2 separate regions of the Mus musculus genome follow, and region 1 is linked to region 2. The links are chromatin loops, found by intact Hi-C in ENCODE. Cell type or tissue: heart. All regions are shown on one strand. Each heading gives the region's core, and the rest is flanking DNA. Links, peaks and the distances in the headings are about the cores only.

What was found. Peaks named below come from ENCODE experiments on the same cell type or tissue, not always from the same donor. Only the 100,000 strongest peaks of a DNase experiment are listed, where the experiment ranks them.
Region 1: it touches region 2 in a loop (4-fold over the local background); 4 of 42 quality-filtered maps call a loop at or near these places.

The regions. Positions count from the first base shown.
Region 1 is chr6:65,077,893-65,080,808 of GRCm38, reverse strand. The region is part of intron 9 of Smarcad1 (SWI/SNF-related, matrix-associated actin-dependent regulator of chromatin, subfamily a, containing DEAD/H box 1); the gene reads right to left. Among named protein-coding and RNA genes, the nearest start is that of Smarcad1, 37 kb to the right of the region's middle. In heart, for the core only: a CTCF peak has its summit at 1,471; no DNase peak of the experiment used is centred there.
Region 2 is chr6:64,972,384-64,975,299 of GRCm38, reverse strand. No RefSeq gene overlaps it. Among named protein-coding and RNA genes, the nearest start is that of Smarcad1, 69 kb to the left of the region's middle. In heart, for the core only: a CTCF peak has its summit at 1,152 (motif pointing left); no DNase peak of the experiment used is centred there.

The DNA of each region.
Region 1 (2,916 bases), core at 285-2,784, 110 kb before region 2:
TAGCAAAGACATTCTAATTGCTAAAAAGAAAGGATGGAATTTCACAGACCTGTACCATAAGCAGAATGCTAAAACCTAGAAAGTCTTTTCAGATGTAATAAAGAACTTTTAACCATAAGATCAAAATGTCACAGCTTAGAAGAACACAAGATTATTTCAACAAGTGGGAAAGGACAGAAGGACCATTCTGATGAGTTCAGATATGAACACTTTAAAGCAATTGAAAGGTTTTAAGTCAAAAAAGAATAAGAAAAGATTTCCTGTTTTAAAAGGACACTGTGAATACTTGAACACAAAACACATTATGCCTGGTAAGTTCTAAGTTCCTGTGGCACATGCTTGTAAATCTAGCACTTGGGAGATAGAGGCGGAAGGATCAAGAGTTTAAGGCCATTTTCTACTATACAACGAGTGAAGACCAGAATGGGCTACATAAGACCTATATATACTTTCAATCCCAGCTGTCAGGAGGCCAAAACAAAAGAATCATGAGCTTGATATCACACTAGGCAAACACATTCTTGTCTTTAAAAAGTAAAATAGAAGGGATTCAAGAGATGGAGCAGCAATTCTGAGCACTCATTGGCTATTCTTCCAAAGGGTCCAGGCTTAATTCCCAGCACCAGCAAGGTGAGGTCCCAGTTGTAACTCCAGCTTCAGGGAATACAACACCCTCATCTTCCAGCCTTTATGGCACCTAGCAAACATATGGTAAACAATTATATATGCAGGCAAAATGCCCATATACAGAAAAAATTAATTAAGCAAAATATGTTTAAGTAAATGTTCAAGTAAATATCCTTTTTTTAAAAAGGAATATTGTTAAGCAACAAAACTCTGTGGTTAAATTGTTGTACTATAAAGGTGGCTGTAATTCTTGGAGTGAGGTGCTTAACTCTAGTCCTGAGTATGAAAATATGAAAAACAAGGTCATGTTTTAATTATAACACAGAAAAGTTGCACAAAAGAGCAAAAGAAATATCAAACAATTATGAGAGATTTTAAATCCAAACATAAGCAGGACAAGGTCAGCCTATAAACGTTGGTCACAGATAAGCATAGAAAATAGAATCTTGCTTACATGGCATAAAATGTATCAATAAGTAGATAGTACTGAAACTATTTTAAGTGGTGGGTATCTTTGGTGGAATTTTGTATAAACTACATTTTTAGTTCCTACTATGCTTCGCTTTTACACATACAAAATCAACTTAAAAACTATTTATTTAGGGAGAATAAAGAAAACATAAAAATTCCTACTTACTGGATACCTACATGCAAAAAGACTATCAACATGCCACTGATTAGCATCTCTAAAAACTCCAGTAGTATCCCAAGAATTTTCTTCTCTGAAAGGCTGAATCTGGAGGTGGGGATATCCCTGAATTAGAGCAAGCACTTTGAGTTCAAGACCCTGCCTGTACTGAAAAGAGAAGGGACCAGTAGACCCTGGAACTGAAGTACCTCTCTCCTGCCACAATGTGTCACTCTTGCAAAACAAATGCTTTTGGATTTGGTTAAGAGGAAGAAATTGTTTAAAGGTAAATTTCTAAAGTTATGTAATTCCTAATCAAGAAACAGCTCCGGGACAGTCTTACTTGTTATTACACATAGCTGGCAGCAGCTATATGTATATGGCAAACTACAGAATCCATTTGCAATTTTTAAAGAAGTTTATCAAAGGGCTAGAGAGATGGCTCAGTGGTTAAGAGCACTGACTGCACTTCTAGAGGTCTTGAGTTCCATTCTCAGCAACCACATGGTGGCTCACAACCATCTGCAATGGGATCCAATGTCCTTTTCTGGTGTGTCTGAAGACAGCTACAGTGTACTCACATACATTAAATATCTATATTAAGAAGAAGGAGGAGAAGAAAGAGGAGGAGAAGAAGTTGTTTATCAAACTTGTGTATATTGAAACAACACCCAGTACAGCAATCTTAGAAAGCAATGAAACCCCTCTATCTATCTCCAAGAAATAAGCAGTCAGGTGTACTGACATGCACCTTTAATCCCAGGACTTGGGAGGCAGAGGCTGGTTGAGCTCTGTGAGTTCAAAGCTAACCTGGTCAACAAAGTGAGTTCCAGGACAGCCAGATCCAACAGAGAAACCCTGTCTCAGAAAAAAAGACAAAAACCAAAAAACAGAAATAAACAAACAAAAGAAAAAGAAAACAGAAAGAACCATTTCAGTGTTTAAGATGAAATGAAGACAGGCATTTTATAGGGCTAAACAAAGTGAAGACGGGCACCAGTCCTGCAAATCACTAGAAGACAAAGCAGCACTGGCAGAACAAAGCACTAGACAGAAGCTGTGCCTGCTGGGGCAATGTTAATACCTCATTTACGCTGAACACTGAAAAGAGATAGGAATCTAGAGATGGTAGGTAAATATTTATGAAGCAACCTATTTGTAAATACTACTTTGAGCAGTATATATACACATGCTTTTTAATAAAATGTGTTTTATTTTCTTTAAGACAGATTCTCCTGTAGCCTACCCTAATAGGGCCTAAAATTTGTCCTGTGGCCAAAGAGAACTGAGACATTCTGATTCTCCTGTTTCTAGCTCCCAAGTGCAGTGTGTGTCACCGTGCCTGATTTACTTGGTGGTGGGGATTGAACCATGGGCTTCATGTGCACTGGGAAAGCCCTATGACAACTGAGCTATACCTTCCATAAATAATGCTCTAATTAGCACATAAAAGTGCAATTAAAAACACAACATGACACAATAGTACCCTATCCTCTCTGATACTAGGCTAGAAAGACCAACATTCAGCAAGTAGTTGGTGAACTAATACCATCAATTTTGAACATTGCCAATAAAAATTCCATTTTCCCTACTTTAACAAAACTGAATTTTCAACTAATAACATTTTTGGCTTGCTACACTGCAAAGGCTGCTATAGTTAA
Region 2 (2,916 bases), core at 91-2,590:
AGCCAGGACTACAAAGAGAAACCTTGTCTTGAAAAACAAAACAAAACAAAACAAAACAAAAACAAAAAATGAAAGAAAGAAAAAAAGAAAGGAAGGAAGGAAGGAAGGAAGAAAGAAAGAAAGAAAGAAAGAAAGAAAGAAAGAAAGAAAGAAGGAAAGAGGAAGAAAATGACACTTAGGCACAGTGTGCTCAAGTTGCTCAAAACCCATTGTCTTAGTCAGGGTTTCTCTTCCTGCACAAACATCATGACCAAGAAGCAAGTTGGGAAGGAAAGGATTTATTCAGCTTCTACTTCCATACTGCTGTTCATCACCAAGGAAGTCAGGACTGGAACTCAAGCAGGTCAGGAAGCAGGAGCCTATGCAGAGGCCATGGAGGGATGTTCTTTACTGCCTTGCTTTCCCTGGCTTGCTCAGCCTGCTCTCTTATAGCACCCAAGACTACCACCCCAGAGATGGTCCCACCCACAAGGGGCCTTTCCCCCTTGATCACTAATTGAGGAAATCCCTTACAGTTGGATCTCATAGAGGCATTTCCTCAACTGAAGCTCCTTTCTCTGTGATAACTCCAGCTTGTGTCAAGTTGACACAAAACTGTCCAGTACACCCATGATAAGAGGAAAACTTGGAAACCAGCCATGGCAGCAACAAAACCATGGCACATTCTTTTCAAAACCCAGTGCAGACAAGACTGCAACAAGGTGACATCATGAAGGTAGGTAAAGAAAGAACAAAATTAGGATTCTATACCTAGTGAAAATATATTTCCAAAATTGAAGAGAGGAGGTTGGAAAGCTGGTTAGGGGGAAGAAATGAGAGTATTTGCTGCTCAGAGTGGTGCGTTCCTTTAATACTAATGCTGCTGCTGCTGCTGCTGCTGCTACTACTACTACTACTTTGTGACCTTGAAGCCAGCCTGGTCTACATAATGAGTTCATGAAGAGCTACACAGTGGTCTTAACAAACAAAAAAATCATCATCATCATCATCATCCCCATCCCCATCATCAGTAGTCACAGAGCAGTAGAAGTGGCAGCAGGAGCAGCAACAACAACAACACTGAAAGAACACGTGCTGGCTGTTCGTGCAGAGGACCTGGGTTCTGAACCCAGTGTTCTCCCTGTGGTTCACAAGCCTCTGAAACTCCAGTTCCAGAGGATCTGCTGCCCCCTTCTGGCCTCTCTGGGAACCAGGCATTATCTATGTAAAAGTCTAGTTTTTTTGTTTTGGGGTGTGTGTGTGTGTGTGTGTGTGTGTGTGTGAGAGAGAGAGAGAGAGAGGGAGAGGGAGAGGGAGAGGGAGAGGGAGAGGGAGAGGGAGAGGGAGAGGGAGAGGGAGAGGGAGAGGGAGAGGGAGAGGGAGAGGGAGAGGGAGAGGGAGAGGGAGAGGGAGAGGGAGAGGGAGAGGGAGAGGGAGAGAGAGAGAGAACATGAAGTTGGGATAGGGAGGAAGTGGGGAGGTTCTGCTGGGAGACACTGGGGGAGGGGAAAACATGACCAAAATATATTGTGTGAAAATATTTAAATAAAATAATAAAAATTAGAAATGACCTCCACAAACAAAATATATTTTCAAAACGAACTATTTACTATTTATTTATTTATTTATTTATTTATTTATTTATTTATTTATTTATTTATTGTATGTCAGTACACTGTAGCTGCCTTCAGACACACCAGAAGAGGGCATCAGATCTCATTACAGATGTTTGTGAGCCACATGTGGTTGCTAGGAATTGAACTCAGGACCTCTGAAAGAACAGTCAGTGCTCTTAACCACTGGGCCATCTCTCCAGCCCTACATTTTCTAAAAAATGGAAAAGAGGTAAATTTTTGTTCCAGTGATGTACCAGTTAGAAGAATTACTCACAGATCTTCAAGACATGAAATGCTATGGGTAGAACTCCATGATGTATGGAAATGATACCACATAAGAAGTAGATCCTGAGACGAATATCAGCTCAGGACCCCCAAGACCAAGTTATCAGCACATAGGAGATTTATTTGCACCAGAGGAGCAGAGGGCAGGGATGAGGGTTAGAGACAGGAGACAGAGGAAGAAGGAGAAGGGACCAAAGGAGCGGGGAGAAAGAAGGAAAGGGACAGGGATGAGAGGTATTTGTCCCAGGGGGACATCGGACAAAGTATTGTCTCAGGATAGAGAGGAGACAGACATGCATACAGGAAAATTGCAGTTTATAAAGGTACAAGGGAACCCTCGTATTAGGGCAAGGTGTTTAATTTAATTGGGAATGTTAATTAGGTGAACCAAAGGGAACCTTTGATGGCTGGACTTCAATACTTTGATAGCTGGACGTTGGTAGTCAGTTTCAGGAGGAGAGACTGGCCAGATTAGGGCAAGTGTCAGGGATGTAGTCTAAAGGTCTTTAGCAAGGCAAAGGGAATTGGGGAGAAGGTAGAGACCTGCCAAAGTCATGCTTGCCACAATCAAGTTGGCCAGAGTCCCTTCAGATCCTAGAAATGAAGTGCCCAGTGCACAGATAATATATGATCTACTGTTGTTATGTAAAGCTTTGAAAAGGCAAAGAGCTAATCGGGAAATAGCAGTGTATGTGGGAGTTCACTTACATGGAGAAGGACAGCAAAAACACCAGAGGAGAAGACATGGAAGCCCTGGATCTATGAGGAAATTGGCACTATCTTTGTTGCATGCTGAAAGCTGACTGTGGAACATTAAAGGCAGATGCTGGAAGCACTTATGCCACTGTGCCACACCGAAACAAGCTCCCACCACTGAGAGAGGCTGGACAGCAAAGTAACCTGAAAGCAGTCAGAGGAGACAAAGGAGAAGAGCTCCGAGGCTAAAAGGGACAAATAGAAAGTCAGGATGGAAGTGGCAGCTTACGCCAGCCCTACCAGTAACTGTGGCAGTTTCAATGGCCCAAGGTATAAGATC